Linked DNA regions of Homo sapiens: region 2 is linked to region 1. The links are chromatin loops, found by intact Hi-C in ENCODE. Cell type or tissue: endothelial cell of umbilical vein. All regions are shown on one strand. Each heading gives the region's core, and the rest is flanking DNA. Links, peaks and the distances in the headings are about the cores only. Region 1 overlaps GFOD1 (Gfo/Idh/MocA-like oxidoreductase domain containing 1). Region 2 overlaps GFOD1 (Gfo/Idh/MocA-like oxidoreductase domain containing 1).

Region 1 (16,519 bases), core at 7,016-12,015:
ATTCCCTTATCCTATCTGTTGCCCCAGGCCAGGGAGTTTGGGTAATTCCTTTTTTTTTTTTTTTTTTGAGACAGAGTTTTGCTCTTGTTGCCCAGGCTAGAGTGCAATGGCACTATCTAGGCTCACCACAAACTCTACCTCCCAGGTTCAAGCGATTCTCCTGCCTCCGCTTCCCAAATTACTTTATTTTTTTTAAACAACAGCCTCAGTGTTCAGAATCCTCGGTTCCCTTGTATTTCCAGATCCTAAAGGATCATGATGTCGAGTTGTTCTAAGGAGCCTCCTATCCGTCAGGTCCAAATCCCCCTTTTCATTTATAAGCAAGCAAACTGATACACCTGTGCACTAGATACACACCGCGTAGGTGAAAGCTGACTCCAGGTAGCACCTGGCCTGACTGTGAAGGAATCTCGCGTACTTCGGAGGACATGCGGCTGTCCCTGCCAGCAGCCAGCAGCCAGCGTCAGCAGAAGTGCCACTTGCCTGGGCAGACAGGTGGGCTAACGTTTGGGGCAGAATGTCTTCTTCCCAGCCATCATTGGCTCCTGCACCAGTGAACACCAGCTGCCCACAAAGCTCTGCTCCCCAACGATCCTCATTCTGCCATTCTTCCTGGGGGCTTTCAATGGGTGGTGCTCACCTCAACACACACCTTTACTTTCAGAGGCTGAATAATCAGCATATATGGGCATGTGGCAGGTGTAGACTTCATGTGCACCCCTGGTCTCGTGTCCCAGTCCTGACTCAGCCACCATCTGTGTGGCCTTGGGCACCATTTCCTCATTGGCAAAGCGAGATGGGACTACAACAGCTGTTCTGAAGCGTTTCTGAGGAACACCGGCCCTACAGGGGGTTCAAGATTGTGCCATGCATTAAAAACAGAAGCTAGGGTCAAGAAGTTTGGGAAATGCTGGTGAAAAATGTTAAAAAGCATCAATTCTGCATTCCATCCTCATTACCAGCCTCCATCTCATTTCTCAGAGTCCCAGGATAGATGATTAGACCAACGATATCCTCGCCTAATAGGTGTACTTCTGTGTGCTTCTGTTTTGATAGTTTTTGAAGCAATTTTAAACACTCAGTTACATAGGCATACACACAAGAAATTGAAATTGCAAGCAGCTTTCCCACATGGAAGAGGCTTCTCTAATGCAGCACAGTATTAATACTTCTCAGAGCCATTAATGTTTACATGAGCATCCAAGCAGCAACATAGAGCAATGCCCAGATAATCTGACAACTCCTTTTCATAGTCAAGGGAATGTCGGATCCTGATACCAAAGCCAGGCAGAGACACAACAAAAAAAGAGAATTTTAGGCCAATATCCCTGATGAACATCGATGCAAAAATCCTCAATAAAATACTGGCAAACCGAATCCAGCAGCACATCAAAAAGCTTATCCACCATGATCAAGTCAGCTTCATCCCTCGGATGCAAGGCTGGTTCAACATACGCAAATCAATAAACGTAATCCATCACATAAACAGAACCAACAACAAAAACCACATGATTATCTCAATAGATGCAGAAAAGGCCTTCGACAAAATCCAACAGCCCTTCATGCTAAAAACTCTCAATAAACTGGGTATTGATGGAACGTATCTCAAAATAATAAGAGCTATTTATGACAAACCTACAGCCAATATCATACTGAATGGGCACCAACTGGAAGCATTCCCTTTGAAAACTGGCACAAGACAAGGATGCCCTCTCTCACCACTCCTATTCAACACAGTGTTGGAAGTTCTGGCCAGGGCATCAGGCAAGAAAAAGAAATAAAGGATATTCTATTAGGAAAAGAGGAAGTCAAATTGTCTCTGTTTGCAGATGACATGATTGTATATTTAGAAAACCCCATCATCTCAGCCCCAAATCCCCTTAAGCTGATAGGCAACTTCAGCAAAGTCTCAGGATACAAAATCAATGTGCAAAAATCACAAGCATTCCTATACAACAATAACAGACAGAGAGCTAAATCATGGGGGAACTCCCATTCACAATCACTATGAAGAGAATAAAATACCTAGGAATCCAACTTACAAGGGATGTGAAGGACCTCTTCAAGGAGAACTACAAACCACTGCTCAATGAAATAAAAGAGGATACAAACAAATGGAAGATCATTCCATGCTCATGGTTAGGAAGAATCAATGTTGTGAAAATGGCCATACTGCCCAAGGTAATTTATAGATTCAATGCTATCTCCATCAAGTTACCAGTGACTTTCTTCACAGGATTGGAAAAAACTACTTTAAAGTTCATATGGAACCAAAAAAGAGCCTGCATAGCCAAGACAATCCTAAGCAAAAAGAACAAAGCTGGAGGCATCATGCTACCTGACTTCAAATATACTACAAGTCTACAGTAACCAAAACAGCATGGTATTGGTACCAAAACAGATATATAGACCAATGGAACAGAACAGAGGCCTCAGAAATAACACCACACATCTACGACCATCTGATCTTTGACAAATATGACAAAAACAAGCAATGGGGAAAGAATTCCCTATTTAATAAATGGTGCTGGGAAAACTGGCTAGCCATATGTAGAAAGCTAAAACTGGATCTCTTCCTTACACCTTATGCAAAAATTAACTCAAGATGGATTAAAGACTTAAATGTAAGACCTAAAACCATAAAAACACTAGAAGAAAACCTAGGCAATACCATTCAGGACACAGACATGGGCAAAGACTTCATGACTAAAACACCAAAAGCAACGGCAACAAAAGCCAACATTGACAAATGGGATCTAATTAAACTGAAAAGTTTCTGCACAGCAAAAGAAACTATCATCAGAATGAACAGGCAACCTACAGAATGGGAAAAAATTTTTGAAATCTACCCATCTGACAAAGGGCTAATAGCCAGAAACTACAAAGAACTTAAACAAATTTACAAGAAAAAAACAAACAACCCCATCAAAAAGTGGGCAAAGGACATGAACAGACACTTCTCAAAAGAAGACATTAATGCAGCCAACAGACACATGAAAAAATGCTCATCATCACTGGTCATCAGAGAAATGCAAATCAAAACCACAATGAGATACCATCTCACACCAGTTAGAATGGCGATCATTAAAAAGTCAGGAAACAACAAATGCTGGAGAAGATGTGGAGAAATAGGAAACTTTTACACTGTTGGTGGGAGTGTAAATTAGTTTAACCATTGTGGAAGACAGTGTGGCAATTCATCAAGGATCTAGAGCTAGACATACCATTTGACCCAGTGAACCCATTACTAGGTATATACCCAAAGGATTATAAATCAAGCTACTTTAAAGACACATGCACACATATGTTTATTGCAGTACTATTCACAACAGCAGAGTCTTGGAACCAACCCAAATGTCCATCAATGATAGACTGGATTAAGAAATTGTGGCACATATACACCATGGAATGCTATGCAGCCATAAAAAAGGATGAGTTCATGTCCTTTGCAGGGACATGGATGAAGCTGGAAACCATCATTCTCAGCAAACTATCACAAGGACAGAAAACCAAACACCACATGATCTCACTCATAGGTGGGAGTTGAACAATGAGAACACATGGACACAGAGCAGGGAACATCACACACTGGGGCCTGTTGGGGGGTGCGGGGTGGGGGAAGGGATAGCATTAGGAGAAATACCTAATGTAAATGACAAGTTGATGGGTGCAGCAAACCAACATGGCACATGTATACCTATGTAACAAACCTGCAAGTTCTGTACATGTACCCTAGAACTTAAAGTATAATGATAATAAAAAATCTAACGCCCCTTTCCAAACTACCATATTATTAATATTTTCCAAATACTGACACATACACACCCCTTCTGTTTAGAACTTAATCTTTGCCATTGCCCATGATATGCATTTTTTACTTTCCCATGTTTACCATGATTTACCTCACCAAAAGGACCCCCTGCATTTCCTCTGCTCAGTCATCAAGTTCAAACAAGTTCAGCCCCCCGTGCACATTCCCACCTTCCCTCCTTTGCTACCTGCCTCTCCAGTCCCCATTGTGCCACTCTTCTCCAAGGTCCAACTTAAGTCCCACCACCTCTGGGACATCCCCCCTGAGGACCCCAAGCCTTGTGTATCTCTCCTTCTCTAATACTTGCTGCCTGAGCCAGTTATGACTTTCCGAGCCTTAATCATATGACATCTGGAATTCTTAGGCATATTTTCCTGTGGAATATTGAGGTCCCAACTACTTGTAAACTCTATTACAGTGAGGTAGTTCCTCCAAACCTTCTGGGCTTCCATTTTGTTGTTGTTGTTGTTGTTTATATAAAACAGGGGCTGGGCATGGTGGCTCAGGCCTGTAATCCCAGCACTTTGGGAGGCCGAGGCAGGAGGATCACTTAAACCCAGGAGTTCGAGACCTGCCTGGGCAACATAGTGAGACCCTGTCTCTAAAAAAAATACAAAAAATAGCCGGGTGCTGTGGCATGCACCTGCAGTCCTAGCAACTCTGGAAGTGGAGGTAGGAGGATTCCTTGAACCCAGGAGTTTGAGACCAACCTGGGCAACACAGCGAAACCTCATCTCTACCAAAAAATTAAAAAATTAGCCAGATGTGGTGGTGCATGCCTGTAGTCCCAGTGACTAGGGAGGCTGAGGCAGGAGGATTGCTTCAGCCTAGGAGTCTGAGGCTGTAGTGAGCCATGCTAGCACCACTATACTCCAGCCTGGTGACAGTGAGACCCTGTGAAAAAAAAAAAAAGAAAGAAAGACAGGAAGAGAGAGAGAAAGAGAGAGAGAGAGAGAGAAAGGAAGGAAGGAAGGAAGGAAGGAAGGAAGGAAGGAAGGAAGGAAGGATAATAACAGTATCTACCTCAAAAGGTTGTTATGAGGGCTGCATGAGGCAATGCATGCAAGCTACTTAGCACAGTGCCTGGCACAGGAAGTGCCGAATAAACACTAGCTCAGCGGTTTTTAACCAGCTGCTGAAACCCTTGAGCACAACCAGGAATATCTATTTCTTGGTGTCCCCTACTGGCCCAGCGCAAAGACCATCTCCAATAAACCTCTGTTGCTTGAAGTTAGCGTAACAGGGAAAGGAAGAAAGAAGCCCAGAGAAGGAAAGTTTCACAGGACACTTAATTAAGATTTTCAAGGATATGATTGGTTATTTCACAGTGGATGGTGAACATTCGATTTTTTTGTTTGAGTGAAGGTAGAAGGTGAGAAATGGACTTCAATTCCAGTAACCGTGGCTGGAATTATCTGACGGTGCTAGCTAGCTACCAAAACAGCTATACATTATTTAAGAAATTGGCCATTTGAAACCAGCCTGGCCAACATGGCAAAACCCCGTCTCTATTAAAAATATAAAAATTAGCTGGGCGCAGTGGTGGGCGCCTGTAATCCCAGCTACTCGGGAGGCTGAGGCAGGAGAATCGCTTGAACCTGGGAGGTGAAGGTTGCAGTGAGCTGAGATTGTGCCACTGCACTCTAGCCTGGGCGACAGAGCGAGACTCCATCTCAAAAACAAACAAACAAAAAAAAAAAAAAAAAAAGAAAGAGAAAAGAAATTGGCCAAGGAAAATAATGTACTATTTCGTAGAGTCCATATCAATTGAATAGGTAACAACTCCATTTTTTCTTTTCAAAAAGAGAAAAGAAAGCTTCAGTAGAGAATATTGGGAAAGGATGCCAGCAGGCGAGCCAGACCAAGGGCTGAGTCTGACCTCAAAGCTCTACCACGTATCTGGACAAGTAACTTAATCTCCCTAATCCTCAATTTCCTCATCTGTTAAATGGGGATATAAGGGTATCGACTTCATTGGAGTGGTGAGAACCATCTTGAGAGCTTAGCACAGGGTCTGGGACACAGTCCATGTTCAATCAATTCTACCGATGGTCATTTTGTTGTTGTTACCAATGGCTGTTGTGGGTTATTCTTTAAAACAGTTGATAAACAGTTACTTGTAGTAGACAGTTGGTGAACAGGCCTGCCCATGGCATAGCAGGGAACTACTCAAGGTTCTGAAATTTGTAGACCAGGGACTACTCTGGTAGACACGAGGAGACAGCCCACTCCCTGTTGCCACACTAAGAGCTGCTTCCTAGGCTGGGTGCAGTGGCTCATGCCTGTAATCCCAGCTCAGGAGGCTGAGGTGGACAGATCCCTTGGCCCAGCAGTTCGAGACCAGCCTGGGCGACACAACAAGATGCCACCTCTACTAAAAAAATATGAAAATTAGCCAGGTGTGATGGTGTGCACCTGTGGTCCCAGCTACTTGGGAGGCTGAGACGGGAGGATCACTTGAGCACGGGAGGCAGAGGTTGCACTGCATGCCAGTCTGGGTGACAAAGCCAGACCCTATCTCAAAAAAAAAAAAAAAAAAAAGAAAAGAGAAAAAAGAAAATCTGTTTCCTCTGGTCAGTGTGTTTTGAATAGGTAACGACTCCTCCACCAAAAAATAAAAAGTTGTTCTTAATTACTTTTTTTTTTAATTTAAAAACTCAAGCACTGGTTGGCAGTATTGAAAAGAGTTTTGGTATTTCAAATATTTCAGCAAGTTTTTGTATCACTACACTGGAGAAATGAGAGAGGAGGAGCCTGTCTTCAGCAGACCCTGTTGCTGTACCCTGATGGAGAGAGAGCCTGCAGGAGCTGGCCTGTAGCTGCTGCTGCAGATCCTCTCAGATAACTGACTCTTGTCATTTCATATTGTGAGAGAGGGGGTAAGCAGATGAGCCAGGTAGGTAGAAACAAAGAAGTCAGGAAGATTTCCAGAGAAGAAGAGAAATAAGAAGGGCTAGGTGCAATGACTCACACCTATAATCCCAGCATTTTGAGAGGCCAAGGCGGGAGGATCGCTTGAGGCCAGGAGTTTGAAGCCAGCCTGGGCAACATAGCAAGATGCTGTCCCTACAAAAAAAAAAAAATTAAAAATTAGCCAGGCATGGTGACATGTGCCTGTAACCCCAGCCACTTGGGGGGCTGAGGCAGGAGGATTGCTTGAGCCCAGGACTTCAAGGTTGCAGTGAGCTATGACTGTGCCATTGCATTCCACCCTGGGCAACAGAGTGAGACCTTATCGAAAGAAGAAAAAGGGCTGGGTGTGGTGGCTCATGTCTGTAATCCCAGCACTTTGGGAGGTCAAGGTGGGTGGATCACTTGAGGTCAGGATTTCAAGACCAGCCTGGGCAACATGCTGAAACTCCGTTTCTACTAAAAATACAAAAATTAGCTGGGCGTGCTAGTGCATGCCTGTAATCCCAGCTACTCAGGAGGCTGAGGGAGGAGAATCACTTGAACCCGAGAGGCAGAGGTTGCAGTGGGTGGAGATCATGCCACTGCACTCTAGCTTGAGGAACAGAGCGAGACCCCATCTCAAAAACAACCACCAAAAAAAAAAAAAAAAAAAAAAAAGGAAAGAAGTAAGAAGATGGGACAGAAGCCTTTATAGTCATGCCCCTTCCCCTGCTTGCCATCCTTGTAGAAAGGACCACCGGCCAGTCCAGAGAGACCCTGCAGACACAGCAACAGCGCAGCTCCTGTAGAGCTCTCCATCACGGTACCATAACAGGGGTTCCTGAAAACAGAGTCTCCTCCTCTCATTTCTCAAGTCTGGTGATAACAAAACTTGCTGAACTATTTCTTTTCAATAGTGCCAACCAGTGCTTGAGTTTTTAATTTTTAAAAAAATCATTGATTACAAACAACTGTTTTTTCAGAGAGGGAGTTGTTACCTATTCAGTTGATATGGACTCTACAAAATAGTACATTATTTTCCTTGGCCAATTTCTTTTTTCTTTTCTTTTTTTTTTTTTTTTTGAGACGGAGTTTCGCTCTGCCGCCCAGGCTGGAGTACAGTGGTGCGATCTCGGCTCACTGCAAGCTCCGCCTCCCGGGTTCGGCCACTCTCCTGCCTCAGCCTCCCGAGGAGGTGGGACTACAGGCGCCCACCACCACGCCCGGCTAATTTTTTGTATTTTTAGTAGAGACGGGTTTCACCATGTTAGTCAGGATGGTCTCGATCTCCTGACCTTGTGATCCACCCACCTCGGCCTCCCAAAGTGCTGGGATTACAGGCGTGAGCCACTGTGCCTGGCTCCTTGGCCAATGTCTTAAATAATGTACAGTTATTGTGCAAGCTAGCTAACTGATAAATAGACTCATTTAAAAAGATGTACCTTGTTGTTAGTCACACATTATCTTTTTCATAATTTTATATAAAATTTGTACTTCAGATGAAAAAATGAGAAAGTTCTTCATGTATTATATGACAAGTTAGACAAAAACAGGCAAGATGCAGAAGAATGTGCATGGTATACTATCATCTGTACAGAAAAAAGAATAAATATATATTTGCTTGAATTTATGTAGAATATCTCTCGGAAGGAACACTGATAACTTTGGTCGTCTCTGGGCAGGAGAACGGGTGTCTGGCGGGGGGAAGGATGGAAGGAGCTTTTCAGCATATCTGCTTTTGTACCCTTTGAATTTTTTTTTTTTTTTTTTTTTTTTTTGAGACGAGGTCTTGCTCTTTTGCCCAGGCTGGAGTGCAGTGAGGTGATCATAGCTCACTGCAGCCTCAAACTCCTGGGCCCAAGCAATCCTTCTGCCTCAGCCTCCCAAGTAACTGGGACTACAGGTGCATGCTACCATACTTGGCTAATTTTTTTTTTTGAGACAGTCTCGCTCTGTTGCTCAGGGTGGAGTGCAGTGGCATGATCTCAGCTCACTGCAACCTCCACCTCCTGGGTTCAAGTGATTCTCCTGTCTCAGCTTCCCAAGTAGCTGGGATTACAGGCACGTGCCACCATGCCCGGCTAATTTTTGTATTTTTAGTAGAGATGGCGTTTCACCATATTGGCCAGGCTGGTCTTGAACTCCTGACCTCAACTGATCCACCAGCCTGGGCCTCCCAAAGTGCTGGGATTACAGGCGTGAGCCACCATGCCCGGCCTTTCATACCTGGCTAATTTTTAAAAAATTTTGTAGAGATAGGGTCTCACTGTGTTTCCCTGGCTGGTCTTGAACTCTTGGCCTCAAGGAATCCCCCGACTTTAGCCTCTCAAAGTATTGGGATTACAGGTGTGAGCCACTGTGCCTGGCTAGGTTTCTTTCTTTTTTCTCGTAGAGACAGTGGCTTTGCTATGTTGCCCAGGCTTCTTTTAATTTTGAACAAGGTGACTACATTGCCAGTTCAAAAATACATAGATAAAATTAAAATTTGTATTTAAAAATGAAAAAATTGCCCTCACAATGTCCCTTAGATGGGAAATGGGGGCTAAGGTTTCAGGAGGGAGGGACAGGCTGGATTAAACAAGGAATGGCACATCCATCAGCATGACAGCCATGGCCTTGGCATGGCCATCTCCCAAGAGGCACTGGATCCATGATAAAGAGCCTATAAACCACCCGATAAAACTCATATATCATTCCCTTGCCTCTGATAAGGGGATCTTGTTTTTCCTTTCTTGCAATACAATAGAGATTCATGAATTAGCCAGAAATTCAGATACTGCTGTGTCATGGGCTGGTTGGCTTAGAGGTTGGACAGATGCCAGCCCCTTCCTAGCTGTGTGAGCTCAGATAAGGGAGTTAAGCTCTCGGGGCTCCAGCTTCCTCATCAGTAAAATGTAGACAGCAATATCCTGATGGATCAAATAAAGATAACTTATGTAAAGCAACTGGCTGCCAGTACTCAGTCAGAAATGTTAGCCCTTTTCCACTTGAGATAAAGAGCCCAGAGGCTTTATGAGTTCCCTGGTCTTTGTTCCCACTGAAGAAACTTCCTTGGCATCAACGCTACGGCCACTCCACCGTGCACCAGTTAGTTCCCAGCCATGAGCACAGAAGCTGAGGACCTGACCCTGAGGGTCCCACTCAGGCCGTGGTAGCCCCAGTCCAGGGCACTGAGGCAATTCTAGTCTAGCTGTGCTTTGTTTACTCCGTGGGGGATCTGAGCCTGGGATGAGCAGAGGGCAGGCGGAAGGGGATGCAGGAATGTCATCATTGTATGTCACTATCATCTGCCCTTTCCAAACTTGTAGCTCCGGGTTTTAGAATTTGGAGGCCTGGGGAACGCATTTACATGTTTCATTTGTTTGTTTTTAGTAACCATGTAATCACCCATGTGAACTAAGCTGAGGAACAGTGTCACTTCTGCTTCTACGTAGCTCACTAGAAATCCTCCAAAGAATTATAGCCATCATTTGTTGAGCACCTACTGTTTGCCAGCGACAGTACTAGATGCTTTATCTTCAATCTTCCCTGCAGATCTCTACCTCCCTCTTATGGATCAGAAAATGGAGGCTCTGAAATAGCATATTTAATCTGTGCCAGGTTAACAGAGCTAACAATTGGGTCAGGATTTGAACTTGGCTCTGAGGGGCCATGTGCTTTCCAGTGCACCTCTCAAAGTAAGCGCCACACTGAGTTACAGAGAGCTGTGCCCATAGCATCATCACCTACAGGGCAGGTGGCCTTTTCCTAGGAGTTGGTGCCAAGGATTCTGAGTCCTCCTGTGTGGCAGACTGAATGTCGACATCCCGATCCCCAGAGCCTGTGAATGTTTTCTTATAGAATGGCAAAAGAGACTTTGTAGGTGGGATGAAGTTAAGGATCATGAACTGGGAGGATTATCCTGGATTAGCCAGGTGGGTGGGAGGTAAGCACCACTCTTACAAGAAGGAAGCAGGAGATCAGAATGGGTCATAGGAGCTGTGTCCTGGAAGCAAGAGGTTGGAGGGACTTGAGAAAGGGGTCATGAGCCAAGGTATACAGGCAGCTTCTAGAAGCTGGAAAAGGCAAGGGTATGGATTCTTTCCAGAAGCTTCCAGCAGGAACACGGCCCTGCCAGCACACTGAATTTAGACTTTCTACCTCTACAACTGTGAAGAGAATAATCTGTATTGTTTTAAGCCACTAAATTTGTGACAATTTATTACAACAGCAAGGGAAACTCATATACCTGGGGATGTTTCAAGTCAGAGGAAGGGATATTTACCTCCCAGGAGGAAGGTAGGGCTTCCTGAGTGGTGGTGATCACAGGTGTGCAGTGACCGACACCTTCAGAGCCACAGAGAGGCCAGATGTTGGAAACAGTGCTCAGAGAAGGGACAAGAGCACCCAGAACCTTTGCTTAGGGAGCAGGAGCAGACCCATTGTGGGTGCCCACAGTGGTCTCGAACTCCTGGACTCAAGTGATTGGCCCGCCTCGGCCTCCCAAAGTGCTGGGATTACAGGTGCAAGCCATGGCGCCCAGCAAGACAGATTCTTAATAAAGTAAAACAAAGCCTTACTCTAAAGCCCGGCAATTCCACTCCTAGAAATTTACCAAAGAGAAATGAAAACAAATATCTACACAAAAGATCCAAATGTGAAGCCACCCTCGAAATGAAAAGTGGTGTCCAGCTCAGGCCCCTTGTCTCTCCATCTGAGGACTCGGGCCTGCCGTGAGAAAGTGATCTGCATCTTCACTTTTCACTTCCTCTTTCACCTCCAGGCCCTCTGGCATCTCTGGGGCAGCCTCTGCCATAACCTGGAAGGGTGGAGGCCCAGCCTTGTATCATAAAACCCAGGGGCCGGCCCACTGGGGAGAACAGAAGGCACTGATACCACCTGGGAGGGCAGATATTTGCCTCCACCTGCTTCCACTTTAGAAGCCAATGCAAAACAGGAGAGCAGGGTGGGGAACAGGACAAATATTTGGCCAAGTACCAATTCAGTCTTAGGAATGAGCAGAAGATGGTGATGTCTTGCAGTGGGCATACCCGGAATAACACACAGCCCACGTGGCATTATCCCGGCACATTCTATTACTAACAATTTGAATGGGGGCAGGGGCAAACCTTTGCAAATGAAACATATTTTATATGAAAATAAACACTGTCACATTTGGAACTGAAAACAAATTTTGCATTAATTTTTAAAAGAAGACTTTTCCGACTATGGGCCACATCCCCAGATACTCCCTCTATCTTCCAAAGTATGCATCTTCTTTGCCCTGTCCTTAACTGCTATTGCAGAAGGAAGTCTGAGAAGCTGTGTATAGGGGAAAGTGCAAACCTGGAGCCTCTGCCGCTGGGTTTGACTCCAGGGGCTGCCAGCACGAGCTGTTTCATGTCAGTTACTGTACTATACCGTATATTATGTTATGTACAATGTCAGTTACTGCTCTGAGCCTCGGCTTCCTCATCTTCAAAATGGAAATGAGAACTATTACCTCATAGGGCTGTTCTGAGGATTAAATGAGATCAGGTATGTACATACCTTGCACATTAGTCAGTTATTACTGTTAACAGCATTCACAGACACCTAACTTGGATCTGTTACGAGGCTCACTTCCTTAGCAGGGATCAGGAAAATGCTGATACAAGACCAGGTAGAACCTCCGTTTCGAGTTTATCCTTTTGAAATGTTCCAAATCTTGATTGGTGGTGATTTGAGTGTACGCATTTAGCAAAGCTCATTAAAGTATACACTTACTATCTGCTTATTTCACAGTATGTAAATTTACCTGAATAAAAAATTGTTTCAAAAAAAGTTGCTCCTCTGTCCTTAAACACCTATTTTGTATATTTAACCCAGAATGTGCACCCCAGTGCACAAATGCAGCGTCCAAGGAGCTCACATCGGGTGTTTAGTTTTGATTAATGGGCTTTCCTGGACTCAGAAAGGAGGTAATTTAGGATCCCAGCTGCCTGCAGGCAGAAAGAGGCTCTGTTGAGCCATCAGCACCTCACTGCCGCCTGCTCAGCCTCCCGGGCTTCTCAATAAATGGCGACTCCACTTTCCCTCAGGTCAGGGCTCAGACCAGTCAATGGCCACCACGGGGCAGCATCCCAGAACAGGAGGTAGGGAGGGACATCCAGGGGCTCAGCTGCTTTTGAAAGCTCTCTATTGACAAGGACGCCACAGACACCAGTTGATTTGACTCGTTGTTATTTTTTCTAGCACAAATCATGAGCCAGTTACAGTAACACTGGGCATTTAAAAGGCAGGAGCTAGACAAGCACTTTACTACTTTGGAAAACAGATTTTGTTGTTTTGTTTTGTTCTGAGACAGGGTCTCACTATGTTACCCAGGCTGGAGTGCAGTGGCGCAATCAAAGCTCACTTCAGCCTTAACCTCGCGGACTCAGGTGATTCTCTCACCTCAGCTTCCAGGAGCATACCACCAAGCCTGGATTAATTTTGGTGGTGGGGGAGGGAGGGGTGGCATGTAGGGACAGTTTTTCCATGTTTCCCAGACTGGTCTCGAACTCCTGGACTCAAGTGATTGGCCCGCCTCGGCCTCCCAAAGTTCTGGAATTACAGGTGCAAGCCACGGCACCCAGCAAGACAGATTTTTAATAAAGTAAAACAAAGGCTTACTCTAAAGCCCAGCAATTCCACTCCTAGAAATTTACCAAAGAGAAATGAAAACATATATCTACACAAAAGAACCAAATGTGAATGTTTGTTGCAGTTGTATTTATAATTGCCAAAAACTGGCAATGACTCAACATCCAACAGCAGCTGAATAGATAAATAAATTGTGATACCTTCATAAAATAGAATACTACTCAGCAGTAAAGATAAATGAACTACTGAGACATGCAACAATATGAAGAAATCTCAAAACCGGTATGCGGAGTGAAAAGAAGCCAGAGGCAAAAGGATGCAGACATTCTATTTATCTGCAATTGTAAAACAGGCAAAGTGAGCTATCAGGGCAGAAAGCACAGCAGTGGTTACTGGGGCTGGGACAGGGGCTGAGGCTGGGAGGGTAGAGAATGCACCAAAAAGTCAACTAAGGCAACTATCCGGAATGATTGGAAATTTCCATATCTTGAAATTGCAGTGGCATTGCACAGGTATATACATTTACCAAAACTCACAAAGCTATACATTTAAAATAGGTACATTTTATTGCATGTAAATTACCTCAACAAAAGTAGCAGGGAGAAGGAGAAGGGTGATCTGATGTCTCTGAGGGGTGCTCCCTTTTGGGGAAGCCAATACATCATTTCTTTCTCCTAAGATCCTCCACGTGGTCACACAGTTACTGAGAAGCTGTTTTAATCTATACAACTGTGGGGATTCTGATTTTTTTTTTTTAAGAGGCCTCTGGCCTCCTGATATATTGAAGAGAAAATAAAGACTTCCTGGATGGCAAAAGCTCTAAAATAGACATAGTGCAGGCCAATACACTAAGACATGCAGGACCGGGCAGGGATTCAGCCAGCACACAATGGCAGTCACATTGGGGGTGGGATAAATGTTAAAATATCTATTTATCAGTTAGTAAATAGCCACTGCCCTGAAATGCCTGAATATCTCTCTATTATCCAGGAATCCTCCCCATCTCTCCAAAGCTCAGCAACTTGAAGAGTTGGTGGTTACCACTGCGGAAGCCACCAAGATCCCACTCCAGCTCCTAGGCACCTCTGTGCTGATGGGTTAGTGCCTGGCCATACTCCATAAAAACATATTTCAGATGTCCCATTCCTCCTGTTATGAGGCTCACTTTCTTAGCAGGGATCAGGAAAATGCTGATACAAGACCAGGTAGAACCTCCGTTTCGAGTTTATCCTTTTTGAACAATTTAATTTAGGAGTAATTCGAAGCAGATAGTGATCAAAAGAGCACACATTTCGTCAGAATGAAGTGCTGCTGATGGAAAAATACATAAAAGTGGGAGAATCTTTTTCCACTTTTAAGCTCTGCTTGGACCCTAGTCAGACTCATGTCTTACATGCAGATGAACATTTCAAAGCAAGAGGGAAGAGTCTTGGGAGACCAGAGACAACACCATATCTGGTGACTAGAGAGTAAAGATGGTGAGGGAACACAGGAGGCCCTGAATGACAAACTGTTCTGTGGGACAAGGGAGACTGGTTCTTCACCTATTAAAGAAAGAGGCACGAGAGTCCTCTCCACCATTCTTTATCACTATTAGTCATTGACTCTCAAGTACAGGGGGTGGGGACAGGAAACAATGATGTTCTGTCAATATCCTCAGCAAGGATTACTTCCCCTCAACAGGTGCCTGGAGAGCCAACAACAGCATCACATACTTGTGAAGACCATAAGTCTATGTTTCAAATTCCTTTCTATAAAGTGAGGTGCGAGAGAGCCGAGACCCATTTAAGGAGGATGTCTGACTATAGATGTTAGCCTGTGTGAGGTGACAGACTTATTGCACTGGAATAATATGAATTTAAACCCTTAAAGCACAAAAAGGAAAAAAGAGGGACTCTTAGAAAACGGAGGAGACTTGAAAGGTCTAATTGCCAGGCATAAGGCGTGGGCCTGTTTGGATCCCTATTCCAAAAGGCCAACCATGAGACGACATTTTATAGATAATCCAGGATATCTGAATCTGAGCCGTGTAGCAGATGAGAGCAGGGAATCCTTGTTCATTGTCATGGGTCCAGTAGTGGAAGGGAAGGGAAAGGGAAAAAGGGAAAGGGAAGGAACCAGTCCTTATTAGTTAGAGATGCTAGCTATGGTATTTACAAATGGAATGTCATACAAGTATTTATGGATAATGGGGCACTATTTAATTTAAAATGTTGCAGAAAAATGAACAATCTGAATATGAATTAAGAAAACAAGTCCATTTACAACAGTATCAAACAGAATACTTAGAAATACATTTAAGAAGTACAAAATATGTACTATGAAAATTAAAAAATCTATTTGAAAAAAATCAAAGAAGATCTTAATCACTGGAATGACATCCTGCGTCCATGGATCAGAAAACCTAATATTGATAAGACAGTAATATTATCCAAATTGATCTACAGAGTCAAAACAATTGCTATCAAAATTCCAGTTGCTTTCTATGTAGAAATTCACAAGCTGGTCCTACAATTCACATGAAAATGCTAGGATCCCAGAATAGCAAATGTTATCTTGAAAGAATATCCTCTTTAAAAGTAGTAGGAAAACTACTTTAGCACTTCATGATTTCAAAACTTACCTCAAAGCTACAGTAATCATGATGGTGTACTACTGGCATAAGGATGAACAAATAGATCAATGAGAAGAATTAATTAAGAGTTCAGAAATAAATTTTATCTTACGATCAACAGAGTTTCAACAAAAGTGCCAAAAAATTCAATGGGAAAAGAATCGTCTTTTTAACAAGTGGTGCTAGAACAACTGGCTATCCACATGCACAAAAATGAAGTTGGAGGCCTATCTCATGTCACATGCAAAAATTTACTCAATATGGATCAAAGCCTAAATGTAAAAGCTAAAACTATAAAACTCTCCAAAGGAAACACAGGAGTAAAACTTTGACATCTCGGGTTTAGGCAAAGCCTTCTCTAGATATAATACCAAAAGACAAGTGACTATATATAACATATATAACTTGAACTTCATCGAAACAAAAAACTGTACTTTAAAGGACATCATCAAGATATAAAACCACCGACTGAATGGTAGAATATATTTGCCAGTCACAGATGTGAGAAGAAAAAGGGTATCTATAACATGTAAATAACTTAACAATTCAGTAAGAAGAAGACAACTCAAATAAAAAATGAGAAAGGATCTAAATGGACA
Region 2 (16,519 bases), core at 3,721-8,720, 49 kb after region 1:
TGTAACCACTCAAGAGTAGTTCCCAAGCCTCACAGAAAATTCAGTACCATCTCTGAATGTAAAATTATACCTTCTCAAAAATGCATGAAAACAATTAAATTTGAAAAACTGAATGACTAGTCTCTCAATTAGTAATATATTAATATTAATATATATTCATCTACACTGCTGAGCACTTATAATGGACCCAACATATATATTATTTATATCATCTCTAATCGTCATCACCCATCACCCTGTAAAATGAACACCCACTGTTAACATTTTATAGATAAAGAAACCAAGGTTCAGTGACGAAGTACTGATCTAGGATTCAACCCAAACCTTCTGAGGTCTGAAGTCCATACCCCAGCCCAGTGGTGAACATCCTAGCACTAATAAATGCCAGTAAAAACCCCTGAATAAGTGAATCTGTACTGGAGCTGGTACTTAGGTGAAGGTGTTAGCTGGTAATGTTCTGAGAGCAGAATTGTTAATCCAGACACAATGGATTTTATAATTAATACTTATGAAACATTGACAGAAATTGATATCCTATAAGTAGACATGATTTTATACCAGTGAATGAGAACAGAATCATAGAAATGAAAGCCAATTTGCATTATTTCATGTCTAGAAACATCCATCTCTGCAATCAGGGTACTCAGGGATTAACTGGTCTAGATGTACTAGATAGAAGGTTAGGGGTACATTCCCCAAACCTTCCTCACATTTAATTTTCTCAAGACTGCCCCTTGTCTAACACTACAATAAAGTCACATTTTAAAAACTTATCACAATAAGAAGGAGAATCTAGGAACAAACAACTGAAAATTGAAAGAAGATAATGTGTTTCTGTAATTTCAAGTGGATTTGGGTGTACCTGTAGGTCTAAGAAAGTGGCACAGTTGTCAGAAGAGGCTCTGATGCTCAGCCATTTCCCTCAATGCTTCTCTGCAACAACACCATAGGCTTAGAGTATCTGACTGTCTCTGTCAAACAAATGCAAGAATTGCATTCCCTTGCCTCCCTTCTAGCATATGTGGGAACCACCACATTTGCACTTCAGAAGTTTTCTTTGCAGGTAGAGAAACTGAGCTCACCGGGCACAGTAGCTCATCTTGTAACCCAGCTACTCAGAAGGCTTAGTCAGGAGGATTTCTTGAGGCCAGGAGTTCAAGAAGCTGAGCTGGGGATGTTGGTTGTCATTTACTGAGCATTTACTATGTCCTGGCAGTGGACTAATCACCATGCATGTATTATCTCTTTTAATCTTCATGGGAAACATGTATGTTAGATAATACTATCCCCAATTTCTAGATGATGAAACTCCACTATTGAGCTATGAAACTTTTCAAGTCTTAAACAGTGGCTCTCAACATGTTTACCCAGGGTGAGAAGAAGGGAGAATACTTTCAAAGACACCAATGTCTATGATTCACCCCTAGAGACTGTTACACCCTTGCTCTAGGATACAGCCTGGGCATCCAGAGTTTTAAGAATTTCACGGGCAATTCTAATGTGCAGCAAAGACTAAGAACCACTGCACAAAAGCAAGTCAGTAGAGGAGACAGGATTTGAACCCAGGCCTCTCTAATCCCAGAACCTGAGACCTTGACTGCTTGCCCTATACTGCCCTAAAGCTGAAATTAAGAATACTGGATGTTGGCAATCAATGATAATTGTTATAGGATATCCAAGCTTGATCAATCCTAGCATTCCAGGCTGTTCAGTTCTTCCACGGAGTGCCAGGTCTTTCCATTTAAGGGTTAACATTAGTTCTTTTTTTTTTGTTTTTTTGAGATGGAGTTTTGCTTTTGTTACCCAGGCTGGAATGCAATGGCGCGATCTCAGTTGGCTGCAACCTCTGCCGCCAGGTTCAAGCAATTCTTCTGCCTCAGCCTCCCAAGCAGCTGGGATTATAGGCACCCACCACCACGCTCAGCTAATTTTTGTATATTTTTAGTAGAGACAGGGTTTCACCATGTTGGCCAGGCTGGTCTCGAACTCCTGACCTCAGGTGATCCACCAGCCTCAGCCTCCCAAAGTGCTGGGATTACAGGCATGAGCCACCGTGTGTGGCCAACATGAATTCTTTATTTGTGAACCATGTACACCTCCTGGACTGTAATCAGTCCATCTACGATGACTGCTCTCAGAGCCCTAGCTTTGGGCAGCACTCCTCATCGCTAGAAAACCAAGAGTTCGGACTTCCTCCCATTTCAGGACTGGCTGGGTCTCCTGGCAGCAATTTTGCTACCAGATGTTTTCAGAAATCAAAACCAGATATGTTTCCTATTAAATCAGAGAACAGCTTTCAATGTAAACAGTAGTTGGGTAATTACCCTAACATCCCTAGTTCACTTCAAGAAATGCAGAGCTCTTTAAATACTTTAAAATAGTGCTTATTTTGTTATTTTTAAAGCCCCAGCTTTGCCAAAATTTCCCTGGTGTGTGTCTGTCCTGCTCTGGATACATTCTCCACTGCTCTTCTCCTACTGTTCCTCCCCACAGACAGAAGGAACTGCTGCAATCAGCTGTGTATTCAGATGGATGGGAATAAAAAGAATAGGGTTTGGCCTATTACACAGATTACTTCATCTGCTAACCTAAAAGTCCATCAGATCATCGTGAAGAAGTCATCTCACAGTCCACATCTACTAAGGTTGATATAATTTGGTACAATAAGCATTTAACAGTAAGATCTCCTTCCCCAGCCCTTCCCACAGAAGCTAGGGTAGTGCGGTGCCCACACTGGGCCCAAGTTTATTTCTGGATTCTGAGACCTCCCTCCAGCTCTGAAGGTGCATGAGGGTCCACCCTGGACATCTGCCCTTCTTCATCCTCCCACATCCACGCTGCCAGCACACACCTATGGGCTCTGACTTTTCTTCTTTCTAAATGAGTGGGGTTTGGGGTGAAAAACTCCCTATAAAATGACAAATCTGAGATCATTGCAAGTGATAAATCTCTTTCAAACGAAATGTGGCACACGTAACTTACGCATCACATAGATAAACACCCAACAAAAAGGAGAAAATAACTGAATTTAGGGTTCTGTCCGATTTCATACGTTGTGTTAAAAAATGTATCTTTTCCTGAAAATTGGTAAGATAGTAGATTTTGAACTAGTCTCACTGCAAAAATAAATGTTACGAATAGTAAGTTCTCCCTTCATCAATACGTTCTTGGAAATTGCAACTTTGCACTTAAAGTATATTGAGTATATTGTATTGGTATAACAACATACCAATGTGAAACCAATTTGACATAGACTAATTGATATAAACAAGAGTTAAGTTCCTATGGCATATTTCTGGTCACAAAAATATCACCAAACTTCTAAATAAACACCCAAAACACTTATAATATTAAATACTGAAGTAAATGTGATAGATAGATAGATACATATTTAAGAAAGATTAACAAAAACAAGTAAGATAATCATTTACCCAATTATTCCAGTTTAGGAGCATGTGTGGCTGCAGCCTGTCCTGGCTGCTCAGGATACAAGGAGAGAACCAGCCCTGGACAGGATATCATCCCATGGCCAGACACACCCACACACACACCCCCACACTCACTCAGATGGGGACTGTGTAGACACGCCAATTCTCCTAATAACACAGCTTTGGGATGTAGGAGGAAACTAGAGCACCTGGGGAAAACCCAGGCAGACACGGAGAGAGCATGCAAACTCCATACAGACAGTGGCCAAGGCCGGGAATCAATTTTTTTTCTAATCGTTATAATGAAAGGATGCTGAACATTGTATGTGAGGTACTGCTTATGTTAATTAGCTTGACTTAGCCATTCCACAGTATATACAGGCACACCTCACTTTATTGTGCTTTGCTTTATTGCACTTTTCAGCTATTGCATTTTTTTAAACAAATTGAAGGTTTATGCGACCCTGCGTCAAACAAGTCTATCAGCACCATCTTTCCAATAGCATGCGATCTCTTTATGTCTCTCTATCACATTTTGGTAATTCTCACAATATTTCAGACTTTTTCATTACTGGTATTATGAAACATAGTGATCTAAGCAACAGATTTTCAATGTAGATGAAACAGCCATCTCTTGGAAAAAGATGTCATCTAGGACTTTCATAGCTAGAGAGAAGTCAATGCCTGGCTTCAAAGCTTCAAAGGACAGGCTGACTTTCTTGTTAGGGGCCAATGCAGCTGGTGACTTTAAGTTGAAGCCAAAATTCATTTACCATTCCAAAAGTCTTAGAGTCCTTAATAATTATGCTAAATCTACTCTGCCTGTGCTCTATACATGGAACAACGAAGCTTGGATGACAGCACAATATTTTAAGCCAACTGTTGAGAGCTACTACTCAGAAAAAACGATTCCTCTCGAACCATTACTGCTTATTGACAATCCACCTGGTCACCCAAGAGCTTTCATGGAGATGTCCCAGGAGATGAGTGTTGTTTTCATGCCTGTAGCCCATGGATCAAAGAGCAATTTTGACTTTCAAATCTTATTATTTAAGAAATATACTTTGTAAAATGATACCTGCCATAGATAGTGATTCCTCTGAAGGATCTGTGCAAAGTACACTGAAAACCTTCTGGAAAGAATTCCCTATTCTAGAAGCCATTAAGAACATTAGTGATTCAAGGGAAGAGGTCAAAATATCAACATTGACAGGAGTTCAGAAGAAATTGATTCAAATCCCCATGAATGACTTTGAGGGATCCAAGACTTCAGTGGGGGAAGTCACTGCAGATGTGATGGAAATAGCAAGAGAACTAGAATTAGAAGTGGAGCCTGAAGATGTGACTGAATTGCTGCAATCTCATGATAAAGCTTGAATGGATGAGAAGCTGCTTCTTATGGATGAGCAAAGAAAGTGGTTTCTTGAGATAGAACCTACTCCTGTTGAAGATGCTCTGAACACTGTTGTAATGATAAGAAAGGATTTAGAATATTACATAAACTTAGTTGATAAAGGCGCAGCAGGATTTGAAAGGAGTGACTCCAATTTTGAAAGAAGTTCTACTGTGGGTAAAATGCTATCAAACAGTATCACATGATATTGAGAAATCTTCCTTGAAAGGAAATCAATCAATCAATGCAGCAAACTTCATCATTGTCTTATTTTAAGAAATTGCCAGCCAGGCACGATGGCTCATGCCTGTAATTCCAGCACTTTGGGAGGCTGAGGTGGGTGGATCGCTTGAGGTCAGGAGTTCGAGACCAGCCTGGCCAACATGGTGAAACCCCGTCTCAACTAAAAATACAAAAATTAGCTGGGCATGGTGGTGGGCACCTGTAATCCCAGCTACTCGGGAGGCTGAAGAAGGAGAATTGCTTGGACCCAGGAGGCAGAGGTTGCAGTGAGCAGAAATTGCACCATTGCACTCCAGCCTGGGCGACAAGAGCAAGACTCAGTCTTAAAAAAAAAAAAAAAAAAAAAATCATCACAGCTACCCCAACCTTCAGCAACCAGCACCCTAACCAGTCAGCAGCCATCAACATCAAGGCAGGACCCTCTACCGGCAAAAGGATTACAACTTGCTCAAGGCTCAGATGATCATTCGCATTTTGTAGCAAATTAAAATATTTGGGACCCAGCAATCCCACTACGGGTATACCCAGAGGAATCTAAATCATTCCACCATAAAGACACATGCACACAAATGTTCACTGCAGCACTGTTCACAACAGCAAAGACATGGAATCGATCTAAATGCTCAACAATGGCAGACTGGGTAAAGAAAATGGGGTACATAAACACCATGGAATACTATGCAGCTATAAAAAAGAATGAGATCATGTATTTTGCGGGAACATGGATGGAGCTGGAGGCTATTATCCTTAGCAAACTAACACAAGAACAGAAAACCAAATACCACATGTTCTCACTTACAAGTGAAAGCTAAATGATGAGAATTCATGGACACAAAGAAGATAACAACAGACACGCGGGTCTCCTTACGGGTGGAGGGTGGGAGGAGGGAGAGAAGCAAAAAAAAAAAAAACTATTGGGTACTAAGCTTAGTATCTGGGTGACAAAATAATCTGTATGACAAACCCTTGTGACATGAGTTTACCTAGCTAACAAATATACACATGCTCCTGTTAAAAAAAAAAGAACCTTTCTCTAGAGTTTAAAAAAAATCTGGAAAATTCTTTATCCTAATGAAAATATATGTTCACGTGCTTTATATTTATGTTCAATATTTTTATTGGGATTGAATTTCAATTATTTAATATTTAATATAGAACGTTTTATGTCTAAGTAACTGGAAACTTAAAAATAAAAAAAATTTAATGAAAGTATGTACATTGTTCTTTAGACATAATACTACTGCACACTTAACAGATTACAGTGTAGTGTAAACATAACTTTTATATGCACTGAGAAATATAAAAATGTGTCTGACTTGCTTTATTGCAGTGGCCTGGAACCGCACCCACAATTCTCCAAAGTAAGCCTATACATATTGCAAAACAACACATTGTATATGATCGATATATACCATTTTTATATGTTAATTAAAAACATAAAAATTAAATATGTATCTTTTCATCTCCCCAGCTCCACCATAAAAATCAACCCCCTCTAAGTATTAAATGAATCCCCTTCTAAAGGAAATTGATTGAGAATACAAATACCAGTCTGGCAATAACACCACATTAATGATCAGTAACACACCAACTTCTGCATACACTGGCAGGGACTAAACACGGCAAAGGAAGAGGGCTCAGCAGCCAGCCACAGGCGCCGAGGCTGAACAGGGAGGAGGGAGGAGTTAGCATTCCGGTGAAGGTATCGGCTGGCAGCCTTCCAAGCTTGCAGATGTTCACCAACTCCTGTCTTCATCAGGAGCCAGATTTCCTGATGCTCGTTGAGCACCACTTCTCAGATTCATATTTGATTACTAAGGAAATAATATGCATATAAATGAGTTCCAGAGACTGCCCATGGCTATAATCTCCTATCGATCACAGTAATAATGTTCTGTACTTGTACTGGGCCCTCAATCTGAAGAGACCAAGATCCAATCCCACCGTTTCCCTATCAGAATAGCCATAGAATTAAAACTATTTAGGGAAACAAGCTCTTGTTTCACATTATCCAGAGCCAAGGACAAACAGATCTCGTCATTTGGCAATGCCTGGCTTCTTTCCCCTCCAAGTATGGTTCTGAAGTGGGAAGAAGATTCTTACAGCCAAAGAACCAGGAGGAAAAGACAGCTGGGTCTGGCATCTCTGTTCTTCTTAACAGGCTTGCTTTCAAAAGAAAGGCAACATTTTTTCCCTTATTTCTGCAGAATCAAGAGGTTTGCTCTAAAACAAGAAAGCTTAATGCTGCCACTTAGAAGACACACAAACCAAGTAAAACTCAGGACTAATCTTCAAGAGATCAATAGCTTCTGGCCATGTGTGACACAGGCTTGTCCTGCTGGGTTGCACAGTCCAGACGTCCAACCTCAGCTGTCCTACACCTCTCAGGTGGACGCCACAATGTAGGTCTGATCTTTTCATAGAGCATCACACCACAGAGTGGGCTAAATGTGTCAACCTTGATCAGAAGGAGAGTGCTGGGTGGCAGGAGGAAGGTTAGAGAATGTCTGTTTATTCAACCTCAAAAGGAAAAAAATGATGCTGGCAGGGTCAAAAATAGACTAGCAGAGGGAGACGGGATCTCAAAACCACCATGCTGGAGTCTGAACCAATTGTTCTGTCCACTTTGCTAATAATCACAGCCCATTCCTAGCCCAATAACAAACTGAAAGTTAACAAAGCTGCAGCTCTGGGGATTCTAATGTGACAGGGACAGGCTTTTGAAATAGCCACATCATTAAATGGAATTTGTTTCAAATCACCTTTAAAACCTCCAAACACAGGCCTGTACACTTGCAATTCCCAAAACTGAATCCTAAGAACCAGCATGCCCAGGCTGCCCCAGGAGAATGAGGGGGAAAGCATCAAGACAGAGAACTGTATGTGTTAGAACCCGGGGGACCACTGGGGTCATTAATTATATCGACTGGTGGCTGTGATCTCTAGGTTGGAGGTTGTTACAGTGTGGGGAGGATCCACATCCTGAAAAGCCTGGAAAGAGCCTGGGATTCAGACACAGGACATGGTGAAGCCGGGAGAGTCTGAGCAACAGCCAAGGGATACACCAGGCCCACTCTGGCCACCTGCTAATCCTAAAGTGGCTTATCAAGCAGCGTCAGCAAACACACCCCTGACACTGGCAGCGAATCACACGTGTAGGCCACATCCACTGCCCCAAGCACATGTATGCAAGTGGCCACCAGCTACAGCAAGGGGAGCCTTGCATGGAAGCAGGGATCCCAAGAAAAAGGGTAAGGGCCGATGTGATCCCACTCATCTGTCCTGCTGATGGTGGAAAGGGATGTTAGAGATCAGAAGCACATATTTGAGCCTTTTCTCCTTTCACCAACTGGCAGCAACAACATCCTTCATCCCCACCAGTCATTTCTCTGCCCATCTTCTAGGTGTCCAAAACAGAGATGGTTTCCCCAATTCTGAGTCCATCCAGCTCTAAGTAACAATAAGTATTGGCAAAAATGGGCTCATCTGTAAGGGATGCTTTTGGAACCTATCTGATCTCCTAGATGTTAAAATAAACAATCCGCTGATTTCACCACCATCCCAAAAGATCACAGAAGATCGGTGTCAGAAGGCTTATTAGTGTCCTAGGACTGCTGTAAGAAAGGACCACAAAGCAAGTGGCTCAATAAACAGAGTTATTGTCTTAGATCTAGAGGCTGAAATCTGAGATGAAGGTGTGGGCAGGGCTGGATGCTTCTTAAGGTTGTAAAGGAAAATCTGCTCCAGGCCTCTCTCCTATCTCTTGGTAGTTTGCTGGCAATCGTTGGCATTCCTTGGCTGGTAGATGCATCAGCCTGCAAGTCAGGTGCTGGTGCTCTCTCTGTGTGTCTATGTCCAAATTCCCCCCTTTTTATAAGAACATCCGACATGGTGTATCAGGGCCCATCCTAGTGAACTCATTTTACCTTTAAGATATTAAAATATGAACTTAAGATATTCTGAGGCTGGGTGCAGTGGCTCACGCCTGTAATTCCAACACTTTGGGAGGCTGAGGTAGGCAGATCACTTGAGGTTAGGGAGTTTGAGACCAGCCTGGTCAACATGGTGAAACCCCATCTCTACTAAAAATACAAAAAAAGCTAGCCAGGCATGGTAGTGGGCACCTGTAATACCAGCTACTTGGGAGGCTGAGGCAGGAGAATCACTTGCACCCGGGAGGTAGAGGTTGCAGAGAGCTGAGATCGTGCAATTGCACTCCAGCCTGGGTGACAGAGCGAGACTCCTTCTCAAAAAAAAAAAAAAAAAAAAAAAAAAAAAAAGAGTTTTCCAGTCAAAGCAAAGTCATTAGGGAAAAGGCATCAATCAAAAAAGTAAAGAGAACAGAGTTATAAAGCCTCAAACATTTGAGGGTAGGAGGTGAGGATGAAAGAGGCACAGAGGGCTGAGGAGGGCTGGAACTCTATCCTGAGGGTGAAATGGAGTCACTGGAAGCATTGGGCATTACTGGCCACAGTGGAGAGAATGGAGGTGGTAGAATTTGGGGTGGATTTGGAGGGAGGAGGGAGGTGGACATCTAGCATGGCTTCCAAGTCTCTGGTGTGTGCCTGGGTGGAGGGATGGAGGGGGCACTCGTGGTGCCCTGAACAGAGGCAGGGAAGAAAGGAGTGGAGCAAGCTGACGCAGCAGGGAACAAGACCATGCTTGTTATAAAGGTCTGGCTTCAGCAGTTCCTTCAAAAACCTCATTCTTAGCAACTTCTCTAATTGGCCACACCTGACTCTGGGGACAATCATCTTATACATGGAACGCTAATGTACTCGTTCATTTACCTGTTGTTTTGTAAGTGCCCATCAGTCATTTCTTGCAAGTGATGGTGAGGGCTTCAGTGTTGCCCTCTCATGCAGCCCATGGGATGTTCTGGAAGGGAGCCCCTCCTCCCAATTGTTTATCCTCCACCCCTATAAGGCACAGAGCACAGCATGTTCTCTGCACAAAGGAAGTGCTTGACAAAAGTGGCTGGCCAATGGTTTCCTTTTCTTGCTTTAGCCTCAAGGAAAGGGTAAGCCTCAGGTCCCCTTCACTATTTGTGCTCTTATTAGTCTTCCACCTGATAAGGATCTGGTGAACAAATTTGAATAGAAAATGGAAGTTTCCAAATGCCATTGCAACACTCAGTCTTCCTCATAAGTGTCAAGGGAGGCACAATATCTGCCTACTGCCTGCATGTTGTTTGCAGCAGCTCCTGGGCATACAGCTAAAGTCAGTGTCTCGCACCACTAAACCACCAAGGAATTTATAAACTTTTCCAAAACAGCCTCTGAGGGTCATGCTTCTAGAAACCTGGTGGACAGAGATCTGGCTGTACCTCCTGAGATGCTCTGTTCTTAAAGCTGCTGACTTCTAGCCCTAGCTCTGGAGACAGAACCAAAAGTCTCTAAAACAGGGGCTAATTTTAACGCTGGAATACAGAGAGGTGGAATGACTCCTTCTGCCCTTGGAGAGCCACCTGGGCAATCCAGGGCAACTGCAAGAAGAAGAAAGGGCTACTCAAAAAAACAAAAACTGATTTGGTGCCTGTAATCCCAGCACTTTGGGAGGCTGAGTTGGGAGGATCACTTGAAACCAGGGGTTTGAGACCAGCCTGGGCAACCTAGTGAGACACCGTCTCTACAAAAAAAACATTTTTAAATTAGCCAGGCATGGTGGCACATGCCTACAGTCCCAGCTACTTGGGAGGCTGAGGTAGGAGGATTGCTTGAGCCCAGGAGGTTGGGGCTGCAGTGAGCTATGACTGTGCCAGTGTAGTCCAGCTTAGGTGACAGAGGGAGACCCTATCTCAAAGAAAAACAAAGAACAGCCTTTGTTGCATTCTCATGGTCCATAAATGATGCGACAGCCAAGCATGACAGTGCATACTCTCCTCTCCTTAGTTACAGACCCACAGTTCTTGCCATGAAGGGTGCGAAAACTCTGCCTTCACAGAACAGAACTCTATGGGTACCTAAAGCATTCAGAAAAAGTTATGTGGTTTCTATTCAAAGCTCATAGAAACTCTAAGTATGCTAAGTGATAGGGTTTGGCTGAGTCCTCACCCAAATCTCATCTTGAATTGCAGTTCCCATAATTCCCATGTGTTGTGGGAAGGACCCAGTGGGAGATAACTGAATCATCGGGGCGGTTTCCCCCATATTGTTCTCATGGTAGTGAATAAGCCTCACAAGATCTGATAGTTTTATAAGAGGTTTCTCCTTTTGCTTGGCTCTCATTCTCTTTTGCCTGCCACCATGTAAGATGTGCCTTTTGCCGTCCACCATGACTGTGAGGCCTCCCCAGCCACATGGAACTGTGAGTCCATTAAACCTCTTTTTCTTTATAAATTACCTAGTCTCGGATATGTCTTTATCAACAGCATGAAAACATACTAATACACTAAGGTTAAGACTTTGTACTTCCTCTCAAATAATATTTCCTCCAGCAGTAAATTTTCCCAACTTCTATAAGACTAACTGGCTTTCCTGACTTGGTTCTGGAGAACTGTCACCACCATTCAATTAAGGAATGCTGCTGCTGCTCTTTCCGAAGAACGCTGCCAGAGCTGCCCAGGTGAGAAGGCACACCAGCCAAATTCTGTTCCTGAGAATTTCCTCCATATTCCAGAATGTCAAACCAGGCCAAGATTTCTGTGATTTTTTACCCCTAGACCACAAATGATCTGGCCTCTCAATGGACAGCACAACATTTGGATTCTAGGTGGGGCTGAGGGGGACGTAAGTAATCATGACGCCACAGTTGCAGATGTTAACTAAGCTAAAGCTCCTTTTAGCACAGGCAGAGGGGCCCAATCCTCTGTAGCATGAATTAACACCAGGGAATTACACTGGACTTATCTTCACTTGCGCTTAGTCACTTTGAAAATCCATGAGTGTGTTTGGGGTCTCCAAGATCACCCCCAGGTTTGGTAAGAGGTGATCTGGTAGCAGGACTCAGCATACAGCTGTTCCTATGGCTAAGAGTTATGACAGTGAAAGAGGATGAAGCACAACCAGCAAAGAGAAGGTGCATGGGATGAAGACCGGAGCACACCAGGCCCAAGCTCCCAAGAGTCCTCTTCCAGTGGATCACACTGGACGTGCTTAACTCCCCCAGCAAATAGCAGTGGCTACAGATGTGAAGTGTTGTCAACCAGGGAAGTTCGGTAGAAACTCATCACCCAGGGACCTTATCGTGGGGCTGCTGATGTAGGCAGCCTCTGCCTACCATGTCCCAAAATTCCAGACTCCCAAATAGAAAGCAGTGTTCAGTATAAATCATACTGTTTGCACAAGCAGCTTCGGCACAGCAAGCCCATCTTATGATTTAGGAAAAATTGTATATTGGCGAAGGAAACTGTTTATCAGTTAAGTTGCCAGACACCAGCCAAGGGTCAACTTTGCAGGCAGGCCCTTATAAGGACAGCAGCCTAGGGCCTGCACGATGAATAAATCAAGACTCCGGTGAGGTATGTAAATCCCAGGCCTCAGCTGCTTTGTGATTGGTTGTCCTTGTTAAGGTTTCCTACCACACCTTGACCTTAGAGTAGCCCTCACCTCTGGGCTGGCCCCATGTGATGCAATGGTGCTCATTCTTTGTACACTTCGGGCAACTCCTGCCGGAGTTTTTAGTGACATCACAGAATTTCTTAGAGCCACAGGGCCCTGAAAGAACATCTGGTTCATTCCCCTTGGAATACAGATGTGGCGAGGTTTAGTGACTTGCCCAGACTAAGTCTGGCCTTGAAAACCTTTCTCTTCCGCCAGACTCTACTGGCCCCAAACATGGGAAGGGCTTTGACATTGACGAGGCCTTCATCCACGGCCCTCATCCATGACCCACAGGCCTGAGAGGAGGGAAACAGACCAGCAACACGGAGGCCCGAGCCTAGGGAGTGGCCTGGCTGTGCAACCAGGCCTGGTGAGGTCAGGGAGCCATCGCCAGCAGTTCAGTCATGATGTACGAGAGCTTGTAGAGAACACAGGCTCAGGGCCAGTCCACTCTGATCAACACAGGGTCACCTTGAGGTGTCTTGAGACTTCATCAGCAAAGCCCTCCGAGTAGCTGTCAAGCAGGTGGTGGCATGGGGGCTCTAGGGTCCATCAATTTGAAACCAGTAGCTTGGGGGAGAGGGGCGGCCAAAGGCCAAGCAGCTTGCCTTGGCCCCAGGCAAACAGGATGCACCATCATCTCAGGGGAGCAGGCGGGCAAGTCAGCAATTGCAGAAGGTGGCAAGGACCAGGGTTGGGAATGCTCACCCCAAAGACACGCTGGACACCAGGTTAAGGTCGGCAAACGAATGATCCTGTGTCAAATGCACCACGGGAGTGAGGGTTTCCACTGCATTCATGTGTGTGTTCCATGTCATGTTTTCTTTGACTAGGGCCCCACTCACCACCACAATTTTCCATCCTCATGCAAACGGGAAGCAGACACATGGGGATTTGGATTGGATTTAAAAGGCTCCAGTTCAGCTCAGCACTGTCTTAAATTCAGGAGATAAAAAGTTAGGTTTGGCGGGTAGTAGCTGTTTTCTATCACGTGGACTGGGAAGCAGAAAAAGTGAATGGTCAAAGAGAGATGCTCAGGTGGGAGGCAAAGGAAGAAAACTCCTGGGTTCCCTGTGTCCCTGATTCTGATCCTTCCTGAGGCTAAGCCACGGCTCTGTCTGGGGCTCCATGAGATCCAATCAAATGCAATGCCTGACCCGAGACTGGATCATATTGAGAGGGGGAGGATGCTGTAGTGGGTCAACTGGAGACACTGGCATATGGACGGTGAATTGGATAAAAGCATTGCATCGATATTAAAAATACTAAAGTTGATCATTCTCCTGTGGTTATGTAAGAAAACATGCCAGTTCTTAGGAACCACACACTTGAAGTATTTCAGACTAATGGATGGACTAATGGCATCCATCCTGGCTGTTATAACAAAACACCATAAACTGGGTGGTTTATGAACAACAGGCAGTTGTAGCTCACAGTTCTGGAGTTGGGAAGTCTAAGATCAAGGTGCCCGCAGATTCGGCATCTGGTGAGGGCTCGCTCCCTTCCTGTTTACAGGGGGCGCCTTCTCGCTGTGTCCTCACAGCAACATATAAATTTTGCAAGGATACAAACTTTCCAACCAGAGCACCCCATATCCTAATCATACCTTGCCCACCTTGCCCTCTTTTTGTCTACTCCTCAAGCAGGCTTCTGTGACTTGTAAGCAAAGCAGGCCTAACATTTACCATTAGGATCGGCTGAGCCAAGCAGGCAGACTTAGCTTCTTCACTCTGTATGACAAATAAAGCTTGTGGAAGTGTTCCAGATGAAAGGAGACTAAAGACAAGATCGCACTGCTCCCAAGCTTTGGGACTGGAGCACACCGTCTGACTCCTCTGAAGCTCAGTGTTCCTTGGCTGTAAAATATCTAGTTAGACAGTCCCACCATCCCTTTTCCAGGGATTCTGGGCCAGATGTGAAAGGGAATCTGGTGACGCATTTACTGGATGTTACGTACCATCCCTGGTGTTTTTCAGCAAACTTTGTGAACATTCACATGCCGGGAAAGAAGATAAAACTATTGCCTCACATCAGTTCAGCTCAGGTTTTATAAGCAATTGAGTTTGCACCAAACCTATCAAAGAAAGAATTCAATTTTCAAAGGTTCATTTCGTTTTGTTTTTCAAATTCAGAATTGAAGATAAGGAACTGTGTTTATCTCCTTGGGTTCTTTTGAAATTTCCATCCTGCTTCCAGGTCGATCCAGGTGCAGCATTTTGAAGAACGCCTGTTACCTTCTATTATTGCATCACTTTATGTCTCTGTCTCTCACTGGGCTGCAAGCTCTTTAAAACCCAGAGCTATTATCACAGTCATTTTTGTATGCACCTCACTACCTAGCAAAGTGTTTCATGTACAGCGAGGCTTGAATAAATGTTTATCAAATGAATAAATGCGGTTTCAAAGATAATTTCTTTTCAGTATTCAAAACACAATGCATAGTTGCAGATTTCCTAGAGTGAGCAATTATTGAGTCATTTGAAGATACATAAATCTAAAAATTCAGGTGGCAATGTCCTTATTCCTTTCAATTCACCCTTTTTAAAGCATCCTCAATAAAACTATATTCCCATAACTTTAAACAAGCAAGTCAAATAGAGGTAGTAGCAGAAGTGACAGAAGCAACTTAGATTTAGTGAAAGCTACAATATGCGAAGTATTCTTTAAAGAACTTTATGTGTATTAAATTATAACCTGTCAACCATATTTTAAAATTTGTTCATTTTACTGATATGGAAACAAGACAGGCAAGTTGCCTAAAGACACACAGCTAGTAAGTGGCAGCTGTCAATCCCAGGCCATCAGCCTCCATAACCTATGATCACATGACCTCTCACATAAGGGGAACACAAAACCCCCTTTTGCTTTCATTATGGGTTGAATTGTGTCTCCCCAAAAGATGTCACAGTCCTCACTTCCAGTACCTGTGAATGTGACCTTATTTGGAAACAGAGTTGTGGCAGATGTAATTAGTCAGGATGAAGTCATGAGGGTTGGCCCTAATCCAATATGACTGGTGCCACCTATATAAAGGAAAAATTCAGACACAGGCATGCACACAGGCAGAACCCCACTGAACATGAAAGCAGAGACGAGGTGATGCATCCTCAGGCCAAGGAGCATCAGAGACTGCCGGCAGGCCAGCAGAAGCCAGGACAGGGCTGGAACAGACTCCCTCACAGCCCTCAGAAGGAACCAGCCCTGCCCACACCTTGATACCTCCAGCTTCCAGCCTCCAGAACTGAAAAAAATTAATTTCTGTTGTTTAAGCCACCCAGCTGATGGTACTTTGTTACGGCAACTCCCGGAAACTAATATAAGCCCATCAAACTGCTAAAAGACATTAGCTAGAATCAGCAATGCCAATACATAATCCTGCAGAAGGCATGTGCATAACATAATAATTGCACCTTTGTTGGACTGAAGAGCTAAAGATACAGGACATTAATGCGGCTTCCAACTCACTGGCATGCCCCCAAGTCCTACTTCCTGGCCTTTCAGTAGCTATGTCTTAAAAAAAGAAAAAAGGAAACTAGAAACCCAAAAAACCAAGTGAAGACACATTTCCATGCTACCCGCCAGCTCCTCAGAATGAGCAATGCCACCACTCCCGTCCAGGAGCACACATGTTCCCACACTCACACATCAGCCACAAAGCAGACACTTCCCACTCTCTGCCCCGCAACCCACTGATGATATTCTCCACCCTCCCACAGACAGTGCATGAGTCACAGACAGCAGGTGGCAGCTGGGGACCACTGTCAATGCTTCCCAGTCCTTCTGTGGGCTGCAAGAGGGGGAGAGAGGTGGCCCCACAAATGGACACCAGAGCAAGAGTTTCGTAGAGGGAGGGGAGGAATCTTCAGACCCCAGGATATTAGCATCACCTCCTGGCTGTCACTCACAGCAAATTT

What was found. A loop is a pair of places that touch in the nucleus more often than their neighbours do. Peaks named below come from ENCODE experiments on the same cell type or tissue, not always from the same donor. Only the 100,000 strongest peaks of a DNase experiment are listed, where the experiment ranks them.
Region 2: it touches region 1 in a loop (3-fold over the local background); 9 of 110 quality-filtered maps call a loop at or near these places.

Annotation. Positions count from the first base shown.
Region 1 is chr6:13,386,012-13,402,530 of GRCh38, forward strand. The region is part of intron 1 of GFOD1 (Gfo/Idh/MocA-like oxidoreductase domain containing 1); the gene reads right to left. Among named protein-coding and RNA genes, the nearest start is that of TBC1D7-LOC100130357, 66 kb to the left of the region's middle. RefSeq lists a silencer at 14,739-14,788. In endothelial cell of umbilical vein, for the core only: no CTCF peak of the experiment used is centred there; a DNase peak (open chromatin) is centred at 9,510; H3K27ac peaks cover 1,908 bases.
Region 2 is chr6:13,438,428-13,454,946 of GRCh38, forward strand. All of the region lies in intron 1 of GFOD1 (Gfo/Idh/MocA-like oxidoreductase domain containing 1), which reads right to left. Among named protein-coding and RNA genes, the nearest start is that of GFOD1-AS1, 40 kb to the right of the region's middle. In endothelial cell of umbilical vein, for the core only: no CTCF peak of the experiment used is centred there; a DNase peak (open chromatin) is centred at 6,794.